Regions from separate parts of the Homo sapiens genome. Here region 1 is linked to region 2. Evidence: chromatin loops called from intact Hi-C (ENCODE). Cell type or tissue: ascending aorta. All regions are shown on one strand.

What was found. A loop is a pair of places that touch in the nucleus more often than their neighbours do. Peaks named below come from ENCODE experiments on the same cell type or tissue, not always from the same donor. Only the 100,000 strongest peaks of a DNase experiment are listed, where the experiment ranks them.
Region 1: it touches region 2 in a loop (3-fold over the local background); 3 of 110 quality-filtered maps call a loop at or near these places.

What each region holds. Positions count from the first base shown.
Region 1 is chr6:140,058,909-140,066,908 of GRCh38, forward strand. The region is part of intron 1 of LINC02941 (long intergenic non-protein coding RNA 2941); the gene reads left to right. All of the region lies in intron 2 of LOC107986652 (a long non-coding RNA gene), which reads right to left. Among named protein-coding and RNA genes, the nearest start is that of LINC02941, 87 kb to the left of the region's middle. In ascending aorta, no CTCF peak of the experiment used is centred here; a DNase peak (open chromatin) is centred at 3,686; H3K27ac peaks cover 1,850 bases.
Region 2 is chr6:139,939,816-139,947,815 of GRCh38, forward strand. No RefSeq gene overlaps it. Among named protein-coding and RNA genes, the nearest start is that of LINC02941, 33 kb to the right of the region's middle. In ascending aorta, no CTCF peak of the experiment used is centred here; a DNase peak (open chromatin) is centred at 3,794; H3K4me3 peaks cover 919 bases; H3K27ac peaks cover 3,815 bases.

The DNA.
Region 1 (8,000 bases), 120 kb after region 2:
CATTCCTTGGCTTGCAGCTATAGCACTCCAATTGCTGTCTCTATTGCAACATAATGTTCTTCCTTCCTGTGTCTGTGTTCAAATCTACCTGTTCTCAACAGGACATCAGTCATATTGGATTGAATGTCCATTCTATTCCAATACGATCTTATCTTAACATAGCTGATTACGTCTGCAATAACCCTATTTCCAAATAAGGTCACATTCTGATGTACTAGGGGTTAGGATTTCAACATACATGTTTTGGGAATACAATTCATCACATGACAGGAAGCATTCAGGTTCATCCACTATTTTGCTTGCTCAGGCTGCCTTCATTCCTCATTTATTATGGGAGAAAAAACCTACCAGTTGTTGAATTCCTTCTCTTAGCAGGTACTTTACATATGCTAACTAATTAATTCTTGGGAGAACTCTAAAGAAAAGGCATTATTGTCCCATTTTATTGGTGAGGGATCTGAGGCTTAGGGAGTTAAAGTGCATTTCTCAAGATTTACTCATCCTTTAGGTCTTAGTTCCAATCTCGTTCCATCAAGAAAGGCTTCCTGAACACCCAGGCAAAATTTGGTTTCCATAATATGTATTCTCATGGCACCTTCTATTTTTCCTTTGTAAAATTCATATCATTTAATAATTATTTATCATTCAATATTTGTTTAGTGTTTGCCTCTTCATCTGGGTCATAAGCTCCATGAGGTGGGGCCCATGTATATTTCCATCACTTGGGCACACAGGCACTGGGTAATATTTGTGGAACAAATGTTTGAATGAGTAACTCCCATAATTAGTAGAATAAATATTTGAACATTTTACCCCAAATCTCAGAGTTACTCCACCCATAATGATTAACCAGTTTCTACTAGACATCTGTAATGTAGTAGACATTTAACTTCGCAAGATGAATAAGGCCTAGTCCCTGTCCTCAGGGAGTTTACAGTTTAATAGAGAAGACACAGAAGAGGAGGGGATGACTAGCTACCTGAAGATGGTGATGGGATCAGAGAAGCTTATCACAGATACCAAAATCATCTTATAGGGAGGAAGACTGGTTGGAATAATTGGAAAATGGGGTTAAGGGAGGCCTAGGCAGAGAAGCAGGTGTAAATGGGACAAGTCCTTGGCAGAGGATAATATTTTTCCCCAAAGGCAGGCAATTTGGTAGATGGAGGAGGGGTTTTGATGAGTTAGATGAGCCTCATCTAAAAGAACTTTTCCTGAGCCAAATGGATCTACTCATGAGCTCATCAATATATCCCACACATTTGTGACTCAGCTCAATGAAAAGCAGATATTTCCAAATCTGGAAAAAGCTCTTTTTGGAGGTAATGAGTTCCCAGTCTTTTGGAGTTGTTGAATAATCATGTGGGCAACTATTTTAATGCTGTGTTTTAGCAGTGCTTCTCTTCCTATCCTTCTTGCTGCTATGGCACGCATGGAAAATATTTCAATGGCACATTGAGATACAACCAGAAGCAAACTCTTCCAAGGGCTGAAGAGGTCAATACACCAACTCCTTTGTGATACATGCACAGTGTTCTAGAATAGGGAATTTAATCCTTCTGGAGTTTTCATTATAGAAAAAATTAAGATATCCTCTAATTTTGAGGTTCTTTAAACTGAAACACTCCTTTTCCATATTCTTCATACAGAATCCCAGAGTAATGTATTAATAGTGTAAATCAGATGATGTCACCTCACTGCATAAAACCCTTCACTTCTTAAAACATTTCAAAGAAAATCCAGAATTCTTACCTTGAACTAACAGGCTCTGCACACTTTGGTTTCTACTTGCCTCTCTCAATTAATTTTCTACATCCTTCTCCTCTGCTCACTATAAGCCAGCTCTAGGCATTTTTCTCAAGTTTTCAAATAAGCCAAACTTACTTCTGCCTCAGGGCCTTTGCACAGGCTGGTATCTCTAAAGGCAAAAATATGAGGATAGCTTTCTTATACTTTAATCCACAGTTTAAATATCATACCCCAGTAAGGCTTTTCCCTGACTGCTGTATCTAAAGAGTTTCTACGTATAGTTTATTGCACCATCTGTTTGTAGCCTCAAATGGTGTATTTCTTAAAAAAAAAAAAGAAACTACTCATTTATTATTGTCCCCCTGTACACACACACTCCCTCTACCATCCACCTCTTCCCTGACCTGTGAGTTTGACAGAAGGAAAGTGCTTGCTCTGCTCAGAACTCTAGTAGTTCTGAACGAATACAACAATGCCAGGGACATTATAGGGGCTCAATGCTTATAAGTTGAATGAATTAATTTGAACATTTCAAGGACAATTTGACAAATAGATCAATGTAAATATTGTAAGCCTGGAAAGGAAGGATGTTTAATGAATAAGATGGAGACAGAGGATGGGTTTAAAGGAGTGACCACATTGGTATGCAGAAATTGAGAAAGGTTTCATGGAGGAAGCTCTAGATGTCCCCTGAAATGTTAACATGTAAAACTAAGGAGTGTGTGGGGGAGGGGGATTATGGTAATATTTTAGAAGAAATTATTATCCATAAATATGTATTGTTAAGTAGAAGAACTACATGGTTTAGGAACAACAAATAATGCAATTTGATTTTATTATAGCAGTGTTTCTCAATCAGTTATGATTTTGCCACCTAGGGGACACTGCAAAATGTCCAAAGACAATTTTGGTTGCTGCAACTTAGAAGTGCTACTAACTTTTATTCGGTAAAGGCCAGGAATGATGCTAAACGTTGTTCAAAGCCCAGGACAGTACCTCTCAACAAATAATTATCTGCATCAAATGCCAATAGTGACAAGATTGAGAAATACTGCATTCTGGGAATATGTAAGAACATCGTAGAAAATAAAGCTAAAATAACAAGGCAAGGCAAAACTTTGGAAATACTTAAATATCAAGGTCAGGCATTTACTTAGTAGGGAGAGGGGAACTAATGTTGGTTTTATGCAGAGTCGTGATAGGAACTCTTGGAGGCTTAACCCAGTACTCACATAAAGGCAGCCTGGAGCAAAATGGGAAGAGGCCTGTGTAGAAGCTGCTTTAGTGGTCTAGATAAGAATAGGGGGCCTTGCACTAGAAGAATGCTGAGGGAGATGGAATGGAATAGACAGATTTATGTTATTTCAGAGTTACAATATTAATGGATTGTCAATGACAGAATGCATCCATTCTGTTTCAGAAGTTTTTAAGTATACATTCTTATGTCTGTTTGATTCAGTTCACATGGATTTTGAAGGAAAATACCACAAGTCATGACTTTTTGTCCATAAATGCTTGGAATGCCCCTGAGGTTTCTTCAGTATTTCATATCACATGTTTTCATCAGTGAGGGGAGAATTTAAAAACATGCATGGTAATAACTAAAAACTCTGCTGCTTTAGTGAAGGAATTTGTTATTGCACCATATTTGGGTGTGGGATGAGTAGAAAAGAAAAAGAAAGGGGGAGGGGAGAGAGAGAGAGAGAGGCAAACACAACAAACCACACAGTTTTAGTATTTCTCCTGTAGAATACTTGGAAAATGAAGATATTTGAAAAATAGAGTCATGGAATCTTCGAGTTAGAAGGTTATCTGGTCCAGTCTTTTTTTTATTCGAGCACAAAATCAAAACATTAAGTGGGATGGCTGACTACTCTTGTCTTAAAGATCTTCAGTGCTTGGCCAGCTGCCCAGGTTATTCAAAGTCTGTGCTCACATTTGCAGTGAGTTTTTAAGATTTCAAGATATTGGCAATCTGACAAAAGCCTAATTCAAAAGTAACTGGTATCTTTATTAAGGTATAGCAAATGAGATATGAATAAAAACTGTGTGAAAGAGCCAAGGCAGAAATACAAGGTAATTATTTTCTGGACTTCACCCTTTGTTGGGAGTTTCAGAGACCTCAGCAAAAAAAGAAGCCTCTCTGGCTGTATTTTAATCCTGGCTTCCTCTAGCCTAGGAACAGCCAATTACTGTGGTAAACAGAAATCATCTGAACATCAGCAGTATCCCTATCATCATCCTGATGCCAGCCTTGGGAATTTTGACCTCTATGTTTCATGGCATGGTCCACCCCTCAGTGGTCAATAAGCCAAGCCAGATGCTGTTCTTCCAACTCGATATAGGGGAAGGAACTGAGTTCTATAGCCTACTGGCTTGGTTAAGGGCTTCAAGGCACATTTGGCTCATTTATGCTATCACACATTCTTGATAATGTGTATTTTAAATTACCCATGCACTTTCATCATGGAAGTCAAGAGCATGTAAGATCCTTGCCTTTTCTGGAAGGAACATTAGACATGGAAGCTTTAACACTCCTAAGAGAACAGATGTCTGGTCAAACTGGTGCAATTCATGATAAATAAAGCCCAGGAGAAGGAATTGCTAATGAGGGCTGGGAATGAGTGAGGAGGGGAAAATATTCTGTTAGTTATTAGGGTAGGGAGTTGATTTAGAAGAAGCATGATTAGTAATGCATGTTAAACTCTGGGTTTCTAGATATGGCCACATATCACTAAGGATCATAGATATGGGTAGAAAGTGAAAAATATCTCTGTATACCGTGATTCTAATAGATGTAAAAATGCTAAGTTAAGTCATTCTCCTTATGTTCTCATTCTTGGGCCTGCCTTCTCTGACATTTATCCCAGTATTTCCATAATACTTTTGGAATAGGCAATAACAACACCATAATTTGCTCTAATTTTGCATATTTGTACTAACTCTTTATAAGAAGAATCCCATGGGAGATTCTAGTAGGTAAACATAGAAAATTTTTTCACATGTCTGATAAAACCAATAAAATGTAAAACAAAGAAAGTAACCAAAGATAATTTATTGAAAAAAACTATCTCACAAATCAAAGATTTTCTGATCTGCCAAAATTCTCTGAGAGGGACAAATAGACTTGCTGGACTCTGATGTTTTTTTGTTTTTGTTTTTAAATATTCACTGATGACATCACAGTCTCTTGTCAAAAGTTCGCTGATAATAATGTCAAAAACAGACTACCAGACAGAGAAAAACCTATGAGACTCTTATAAACTTTTTAAGTGTTCTGTTTTCTCCCTTTATGTGCTGCTAAATACATGCACAGAAAGAATTTCTTATTGAATTATTTTCCAAATATGCAATGCTCACTACTTTCAGCATTTTCATGTTGTATGTATACCTCTAAACTATTATTTATCTAGCTGGTTTTAGACTTTTTTGCCTAATCAAAGTTATCTAATCAGGGAAACAACACTACATAAAAAATCATGGAATATATATATATATATTCCATATATATTTTATATATATGTATACTCCATATATATGGAATATATGGTCATTATATATATATATACACACACATTTTATATATGTGTGTGTGTGTGTATATATATATATATATATATATATATATAAAATTCCATAGCTGGAATACTGAGGAAAGCATTTAGCTTTCCTCAGTAAAAGAGCATGTGTTGATAACTCTTTATCGTGTGTGTGTGTGTATATAAAGTTCAGTGCTTAATATCATTGTGAAATATAGACTTCTAGTTGTTAGTACATGTAACAACAGCAGAAATGGTAAAATCATTACAATAAAGCTGTGAAGGATGTGTTCTTGCAGCAAAGCACACGGGGGATCTTGGTTCCTAGCAGAAAAACACCACTGCTGCTATTTACTTCATCAGTGAATGACTCTGTGGGAGCAAAGGCCACAAGACAGCACTGAAAAGAGAACAGGCAGTGGTGCTGCCTGCCCGCTGATCAGACTGTGCTTGTCTTTTCAAAAAGAAAGAAATTTATCCTTTTAATAATTCCCGGTCGGGCGCGGTGGCTCATACCTGTAATCCCAGCACTTTGGGAGGCTGAGGAAGGTGGATCACGAGGTCAGGAAATCAAGACCATCCTGGCCAACGTGGTGAAACCCCGTCTCTACTAAAAATACAAAAATTAGCTGGGCGTGGTGGCACGTGCCTGTAATCCCAGCTACGTGGGAAGCTGAAGCAGAGGAATCGCTTGAACCCGGGAGGCAGAGGTTGCAGTGAGCTGAGATCGCGCCACTGCACTCCAGCCTGGATGACAGAGCGAGACTCCGTCTCTAATAGTAATAATAATAATAATAATAATAATAATAATAATAATAATAATTCCCTCAGATAGCACAGCTAAGCCAAGTTAGCTCTCCAGCCAGCTCTTGTTTGTGAAGTGTAATTCTGTGGTAATGAGCTGGTGACAACGTGAGGAAACAGTCTAAACCTTCTGAAAATCAATCCAAACATGACTAAAGACAGGAAGAAAGGGAAGGGAAGGGATGGGAAGGGAAAAGAGAGAGAGATGAACCAGAGGGAAGAAAGAAATTTTAATGACCATTTCAAGGGAATCAAGAGCACCATGGACATGAACTATTATTTACCAGTACAGTGGGGTTAAGGAATAAACTCTATTGGGATTCCCATTCATTTCTATTTCACACTCAGAAAGGTGCGGTTTTGCATTCTATTGCCTCTTCCTTACCCCAGAAATGTTCCATTCTGTTGTAAATGAATGAGCTTCAATCGTTCTCAAAAGACTTCAATGTATTCACATCTTTCACTAAATTTAGTATCTTCTGAATTGTTACAGATTTCTTCCTACATATAAAACATGACCATGGCCAAGAATATGCAATTTTCATTTTTAAGGTACACAAAACTCAGTAACTGCGGGAAAAACACAGGCCTACTAAGTGATGTCTCTCTTGCCCCTTTCCAATTGTCAACAGATGAACCTCTAACTGCTGGGGAGTAGCTGTGACACAGTGTTGGTTTCTGAATGTCTTTGCCACAAGGAAAGAACGGAATTTTTTTTTTGGGGGTTGTAGAAAACAGGCATGGAATATTGAGTTTTCTAGGAGAGAAAAAAAAATGTGATCAAGATGTGTAATGAGGCTGGAGATAGTGGCTCACACTTGTAATCACAGAACTTTGGGGAGCTGAGGCAGGAGGATTACTTGAGCCATAGAGTTTGAGACCAGCCTGGACAGGCTATCTCAGCTCAGCATAGTGAGACCTCATCTCTACAAAAAAATAAATAAGTAAAAATAAAAAAGGTGTGTAATCATAGGAGGACAAAGGCAAAATGTGTTGGTCAGGTAACTCAGAAAAAAGAAGGCAAGACTTTGTGTTGTTGGTGCTTAAGAATAGAAAGGGAGTAAAAAGTTGATCTTTCATTTTGTGGTATATTTTATCTTGCACCAAATGACATGTACTATTTTGGGATACTTGTCATTCTTTTCATGTAAAGCTGTGTGAATTCTTTTTATCTATTCTTTCTGAGGTAAAGCAGGCAAAATACTTCCAAAACATGCCAAGTTGAAAAAGAGATTTCAGGACATTTGATCTTTGCATTAAGAACAATAAACTACTTTCTGCTGCTGGCTGTTTCTATGAGTTCCAATTGGAACCCTTTAATTTGTTAGTGAAACTGTCAAAATTTAAACATGGATATTTGTAATTCTATCAGGGCATAGTTAGTTAATAGGTAGGTTCAGGAAAAAGGATTAAGTTTTTCCCTGCTTATCCTTCTCCCTATCAATCATTTTCAATTTCCTTGGTCTTCTCTACTTTAGTGTATTGGGTAAATGAAGAACCAAGATCTCAGTTTGTGATGTTTATTGGGGATCTCAGAAAATGATGGTTTTTTTGTTAAAGCTTTTAAGAGAGAAGTGCCATTTTCCTTTTATTGGTTGGACTACAAAACTGAGATGTGTGTTCATACTCAACGCCAAACTTTTTGTTTACAAAGGGCACCTAGTTCTTTAGTATCTTTTGCTGTTTGGAAGCTCTAAGCTACCAGCTCTCTAGTGCATATTACTGATGACATTTTTCTTGTGGGCATTGATTTAAATCCTGTATTTCAAAAAGAATCCAACTGATCCATATTTCAGATGCTTCCTTTGGACTAAAGCTTGATCTGCAACTCTTGGGGACTGTTCCTGAGGTGACAGTCAACCACTGTTTGTATTCAATCTTCTCTTTCCTCAGAGCAGGCTCAGAAGA
Region 2 (8,000 bases):
ATCTGAAAGAGACCCTGAGTTTTCAGATTGGAAGCCAATAAAGTAGGAAAAATGCAGAAAGGAAAGATCCTAGCGATCTAAAATTGGAAAGAAGCTTCTTGTCACTCATAGATGATTTTTCCATCTCCAGTTTAAAAATGGTATAGGCAATTTTTATTGAGTGACCTTTTAATAAACATTTGGACACAAAACAATCTTTCCATTTTGGGCTTCTCTACTCATTCATTCATCTTTTAACAAAACGGAACTGAGACAAATCTCTAAAATATTTTGTAAGTATTACAAGAGAGAGATGGAAGGATTAAGATGCGAATGCTTTACAATTAGTTAATTAATTATTTATATGAGATTTCTTCTATGAAAACAAGCACATGGAAAGCGATGAAGACAAAATTTTCTCCTAAATTACAATATATGTTTCTAAAGTTGATAGGAACTTTGAGTGATGCTCATATTATTTTGCAGAGTGCAGGTGCACAATAGTACATTTGTTGTTTGCTTTTCGATTACACTTTTAGGAAAGTGACAGCTAAATTTGATTTTATATATGTAGCTACCCTTCTATTAATTCATCATTTTGATGAATAGCTATAGCATTCAATAAAGCCATTAATATCAATGACTACTAAACTTCAGATGTAGCATTTTCCAAACTGTCTTTTGAGACACTTGTGTTTTGGACAATGTTAATATGTTTTCTGTCATCAAAGAGTTTTATAACCCAATTAGTTTGGAAAAAATTGCATTTTATCACCCTTTTGGTGATTCAAAATGAGTTTATGTATTAATGACACACAAAAGTTCTATAGTAAAGAGATCTGTTTAACCCACTGTTTCCAAAGGCTTTTGACCATGAATCCTCACCATCCCCCAACCCCACCACCCAGAAAACATTTAATTACATCTTGTGGCACGCTAGTGATTTTGGAAACATAACTGGGAACCGTGGTTTTAATAGAAGGGATTATTCTGATATTGTCAAGACTCTGATTTTGATTTTCTCAGATTCTGGTAATCTTTGTTTACATTTAGTTCCCACCCTGAACATGCATAAGCCTGATCACGAGGCTGATCACCAGGCTACTAGAGAATGTTTACGCTGCAAGTGTGAATGAAAGTTGTCTACCCTGAGGCTGTGCCCTGGTCTGAAGCACTGAATGCTCACTTTCCACCCCGTTTCATCATTTTTTCTTAACAAATTCCCTGGCAGAAGTGGTGACAATGTTTTGTTAAGAAAAAATAAAAAAGAGGCTTGGTGATATTTTGGCCAACATATTTTTCTTTCAGCATCTCGAGCTATAATTACTGTGTTGTTCCTGGGCAGAGTAAACTATATAGAGATAGAAGGTTCTATTAGGGGTACAAGGCTGTGGAAATTCCTCTTAAAGAGGAAGTGAGCAATAATTTACATACATTTATAGAGTAGTGCCCTCTTATCTGCAGTTTTGCTTTCCATGGTTTCAGTTACTCACGGTCAACTGCAGTCTGAAAATATTACATGGAAAGTTACAAAAATATTGCCTAAGTCTTAAATTGCGTGTCATTCTGAGACACGGGATGAAATCTCTTGCTGTTTTCCTTGGTTCCTCTTGGGAATTATATCTTCCCTTTGTCTAAACCAGTAATCAACAACAACAACAACAACAACAACACACACACACACACACACAACCAGCAGAGTCTTCATAGGACAGGATAAACCTAGGAAGCTATAGACACCATCACTTAGTAGTCATTTGGGTTATCAGACTGTTGCAACATCCCAGTGCTGTGTTTGTCACCTTTATTTTACTTAATAATGGCCCCAAAGTGAAAGAGTAATGATACTGGCCATTGAGACATGCCAAAGAGAAGCCAAAGAGAAGTGCTTCTTTTAAGTGAAAAGACAAAAGTTTTTTGACTTAGTTACAAAAAAAAATTGGCATGCCAAGGTTGCTAAGATCTATAGTGAGAACAAATCTTCTATCTGTGAAATTATGAAGAAGAATAAAAGAAAAATATTTGTACTAGTTTTGCTGTCCCACCTCAAACTGGAAGGGTCCGGAAAAGGAGTGTGCTAAATGCTTAGTTAAGGATTAAAAGAATTAAAATTAAATTTGTGCTTGGAAGACATGCATGGAAGACATGTCAATTAGAACAGAAAACATGTTCTAATTGACAGCCTATTCTCTGTAGTCTCCAGCATCCACTGGAGCTCTGGGAACATATTCTCCCAAGATAAGGGAGGACTACTTCGTGTGTGTTGTAACAATGTTACAATAAGCTAATACAATGACACAGTATTAAAGTTGAAATATTTTGTAGGAAGTTTATGGGCATGTAACAAGATGTGAACACTTGGAATTGCAAAGAATTATAATGTATTGAGAACAAATATAGCTTTGCTTCCACGACATAGGATTTTACCATCCTACAAAGATTCTGCTTCTTGTGTATGTTTATGTGCTGTTATTGTTGTTAATTACTAGGTTCAGATGAGGAATAGTTGTACCCTTAGACGAAATGACCTTGGATGTATATCTTTTTTGCTGCTTTAAAAAAGTAGAAGATGAAACAACAGTTAATTTTCTCTTGGTCTTTTTTGACGTACATTTAAAACAAAATCCCTTTCAGCCTTTATTTTTTCAGAATTCTTGCATAAGTGGAATCCTCAGACACAGCTGTTTGGGCTCACCCTTGCTGATTTGGGAGGCAAGTTAATTCTTTGAAGACATTCTGCTGATGTTAGGGGAACAGAGCTCAAGTCATTTGGGCAGAGGAGATGAGAGATACCGAATTAGATTACTTGATAGGTCCGAGGACTCTCCTTTTCCTCATATGACTTGTAAGCATTGAAACATTTATAGAGCACAAAGGACAGAGGGACGATGAAAAGCCTAAGATGATGAGATACATAAAACGGTGAGAAGAAATTCACTCAGGGAAGTAGAGAGAAAGGCCAAAGTAAAATTAGCAAGCATGTGAAGGGGACAAAGTGTGAGGAAAGATAGACAGAGAGGGATAATGGTTCACAGACAGGAAGATGAGTGTTTGCCGAGACAAATATGGGCTTCAATGGGTAAAGGAGTTTTCTGAGTTTTTGTAGTGATTTTTCCCCCCGCGAGATCAGCAGAGGCCTGGCACAAAGGTTTCAATTTACTGTGCAAAGGCCACTGTCACTTCCTAGCTTTTGCCCTGGCATTTGCCACCTTCCCTGTGGGAGTTGTCAGCTCAGGTAATGCCTACTGAATATCCTAATTACTGTCATTTTATCCGTGGCTCACTTTAGGGTCCAGGAGAAACAATATGGAAACCAGTAAAGCTTTTTTTCAACATGTAGGCAGAACCTGCCTGCCCTTATGTAAAAGTCACTCAAGCAGTACTTCATGCATTGTTACATGTTCTCACCAAATTACTGTTTCTTTGATTTTGGCTTTAAGTTCTCTACTTTCAGTAGCATCACTGCCTTTATCATATTCTGAATCTTTATAGCTTCTCCATCATTTATTTCTCCTAAATTTCCGTATAGATAAAGCAGTCTTCTAAAGCGATGTTTACTATGGCTATAGATGAATAGCCCCCTTTTCTGTTAAATGAGCTGAAGTAAAGGAGAAAAAAAATGAAAATTTCCCTTCTATTTCCATTAACAAATGAACTTGCAGCAAGTCTGAGTGTTGAGTTTAAAAAAAAAAAAAAAAAAAAACATTTCCCCCTTTCCCCAAGTAACTCAATGTTTTTCCAGCAGTGAGGAAAATGAGTTATGCACACAACTGTTCAAAGTTACCTCATCACATCAGAATCAGAAGGGGGTGGGGAAAGGAATTATTTTGCTGTGAATAACCAGGAAGTGCATTTTTGCAGGCAACAGTTCAGGATGAAAACTATAACTGCAAATTAGTTGGTTTTAGAAAAAATGTAAAAAAGAAAATGTTGAGTTACTTGTAGAGATAAGGTTGTAACTGTGTTAGGTCTATTTAAAACAAGTTGAAAATATTGCTTTTTTTATAAATTTGTTTTTCTCCAGATTATATCCATAAATTATTTCTTGAATCCAGTACATAGAAAATAACTGACTACTGATTTTTATGAAATCTACCAATTACATTCTTTAATTACTTTGTTTTACTCCTCCCCCTGATTTCTGAACACAAAGAATATTTATTTTGCCTTTTAGATTCACTTCTAGTTTAACTGCTTGCTTCATGATGCCCTAACAGACTTAAAGTGTGACTGTTGACTCAGCTTCACCTGAACCGAACATCCAACTATAGGTGTAATTAAAAATGTTGAATGGCATCAAGTCAAATTGGGAAAAATTATTCAGTTTATGGCAGAGGGAAGTAAAAACCCTCTTAGGAAAATAGGTAAACTTCAAAACCAGTCCCTTAGACTTCAATTCAGAGAAGGGTGTTTTTCAAACCTTTTAATTTCACTCGAATGCCTTGTATGTCAATGAAACGTGATATTCTTTTTAAGAGCATTAGGTTGAATATAAAGAAACTTTTAAACTCTCCAGGGAGTCCTTTCATTAGGGGTTCTTTTTACAACATCTGGCTAGTGATTTCTAACAGGCTGAAATTAGTGTCTTTTTCTTTTCAATTTTCTATGCTAAAACTATTAGGAAGATTGCCTGTGGTCTAGAAAACTAAACAAAACCCATACTACACGTCCTTCTTAATATGTCCTTTGTCATACATGTGGAATATAAGGGCAATTTTTATGCCCTGAAAAAATTTGAATGTCAAACTGCAAGCAGCCCTCTCCAGGCTGGCCAGGATACGGGGCTATGAACTAATCCCAGAGCTCTGCCCAGTAGGGGCATTTTTTTTTTTTTTTTTAAATAGATGCGGTCTCTCTCTGTTGCCCAGGCTGGAGTGCAGTGGTGCAATCTTGGCTCACTGCAGCCTCCACCTTCTGGGTTCAAGTGATCCTCCTGCCTCAGCCTCCCGAGTAGCTGGGACTACTGACATGCACCACCACACCTGGCTAATTATTGTATTTTTAGTAGAGATGGGATTTCACCTGTTGGCCAGGCTGGTCTTGAACTCCTGACCTCCAGTCATCCACCTGCCTTGGCCTCCCAAAGTGCTGGGATTACAGGTGTGAGCCACTGTGCCCGGCCAATTATGTAACGGTATTAAAGTCTACTTTCTTAGAGGATTTCTATCTAAGGTCTACAAAGATGTAGGTAGAAAGGTTGACAGAGAGCTACAGAAAGAGTAGGCAGCAGAGGGCACGGGGCAAAAGACAACAGAAGTATTCAGTAGTCAGAATAGTCTCTTTTACCAGAGAGAGGTTAGGAAGCTGTGGCAGAAAGAGGAAAAACAGAAGTAGGAGGAAAAGAATAGATAAGTCCGTATAATAATGAATCATTGGAATACAGAACAATGGGAAGTATTATAAGATACATGCTTGCTACATCTCCCAAGCTCCTTTGCAGTGAGGTATGGGTCAGATGAATACATTTTAGCCAGTTGAATCTAAACAGAAATGTCACAAGGCAACCTCTGGGGAGCTTCCTTGTAAGACAGCATGTTTAGAGTGTTAGCCTCTTCTTTCTTATGTCTTTCCCTAGCCCAGCTACCTAGATTGTAGATACTGTCATTTGGACCATGCTTGATTTGGATGGTAAGAAATAAGGAGTGTGAGTTCCTTACACTGAGGAATATTACACCAGCTTTGGATCACCTGTCAAGATATTTATTTGAGAGAGTCCTAAAATTCTATTTTGTTTACATCACTGCTCCTATCCCCCACCTCTACTCTGATTCTTTCATGTGCCCACTCCTAATTGTAAGTAATATATGTGGTTGAAGAACTGTCTAGGAAACACTACGTTTGAATAAGAGAGGACACATACAGATTTTGAGTTATTTAATGAAGATATTCCTAAACAAAAAAGATTGAAAAATAAAATAAAATGCATCTTCTTATCCCTGGAAGTACTCAAATAAAGACTTCATGTCAACTGATGAGTCGTGTTAGAGAAGAAATGCTAGTATTTTTTTTTTTTTTTTTTTTTTTTGAGATGGAGTCTCACTCTGTCACCCAGGCTGGAGTGCAGTGGCGCTGTCTCGGCTCACTGCAAGCTCCACCTCCAGGGTTAACTCCATTCTCCTGCCTCAGCCTCACAAGTAGCTGGGACTACAGGTGCCCGCCACCACGCCCGGCTATTTTTTTTAATTTTTAGTAGAGATGGGGTTTCACCGTGTTAGCCAGGATGGTCTCGATCTCCTGACCTCATGATCCACCTGCCTCGGCCTCCCAAAGTGCTGGGATTACAGGCGTGAGCCACCAAGCCTGGCCAAGAAATGCTAGCATTTTATGAGGATATTGGACTAGACAATTACTCTGTGAATTTTCTATTGTAATACAAATGATTGTAGTTGATGGATAAATTGAGGTGTCTGCATTACTTGCTGTCTATTATAAGAATATTATAACAGAACTTTTTTAATGATGAAGGATGTCTATGGTCACTTCTTATAAATAGTTGACCATGTCTTTACCACATGACTAACTCTCTTTGATTATGCAGTTTAGATGGGTGGGCTCCCAGTCCAATTTTTCCCCAAGAAATTAGAAACCAGACAAAGATGTCAACTATTTCCATGTTATCCAACATCCTAACGAGATCCTATGCAGTGTAATAAGGCAAGAAAAAATATAAATAAGGACTGTAAAGGGAGACATAAAATGTAATTTTTACATGATTGTGCACATAGGAAGTCCAGAATAATGCACAGCATAATAATCAACGTGATAACAACAAAAGAAATAGTGATAAAGAGAAGATCTTGAAAACAGTAAGAGAAGGGGACATACTACCTTTAGGGGGAATAAAGATAAGAATAGCCAACCATTCTTATCAGAAACAATGTAAGCAAGAGACAATAGAAGGACAGTTAAAACTCTACAAATCTATATGCAGAATTTTGAAAATATTTTTCAAAATTTAAGGATACTTAAAGATTGTTATAGAACACAAGAACTGAGAGAATTCATTTCCCATAAACCTGTGCTACAAAAAAATGTTAATATTAGCTTTTCAGGAAGAATAAAAATAATGCCAGGTGGAAACTTGGGGCCAGAAAATTTAATTTTAAAATGTCATAAATGGAAAATATGAAAGACAGTTCCCCCCTCATGTTAAAAATGTTAAGGGATAATCAATTATTTAAAGTAAGAAATAAAAGCAAGGTATTTTGGGATTTGTAAAATATGTACAAGTGAATGGTATTAAAAATAGTACAAAGAATGGGAGGAAAGAAATAAAGAGGATACTTATATTGTAAGTGAAGTGATACATATTATTTGAAGGTAAATGATGAGAAGTAAAAGATGCATACTTTAAATCTTAGAAGAATCATGAGAACAATAACAACAACAAACCCAAAGAAATAAACTCACAATCCAATAGTGGAGATGAACTGGAATATTAAAAAGTATACAATCCAAACGGCCGGGAACAAGAAAAGAAGGAAGAAAAATAGAATATATAGATAAAACCTTACAAAATAGTCACCATACTGTGACTTACATAAAATGCAAAAGATGGCCGGGCGCGGTGGCTCATGCCTGTAATCCCAGCACTTTGGGAGGCCGAGGTAGGCAGATCACAAGGTGAGGAGATCGAGACCGTCCTGGCTAACAGGGTGAAACCCCTTCTCTACTAAAAATATAAAAAAATTAGCCGGGTGTGGTAGCGGGCACCTGCAGTCCCAGCTACTCGGGAGGCTGAGGCAGGAGAATGGCGTGAACCCAGGAGGCGGAGCTTGAGGTGAGCCGAGATAGCGCCACTGCACTCCAGCCTGGGTGACAGAGGGAGACTCTGTCTCAAAAAAAAAAAAAAAAGAAAAAGAAAAAAAGAAAAAAAAAAAGCAAAGGATAAACACAAAAGATAAAGGCAGAGATATAAAAAGCAAGACTCAACTATATGCTGCCTATAGAAACAACTCTTTAAATATAAAGATTCAGATAGATTAAAATTTGGTAAAAAATATATGATTTTTGCATTAATG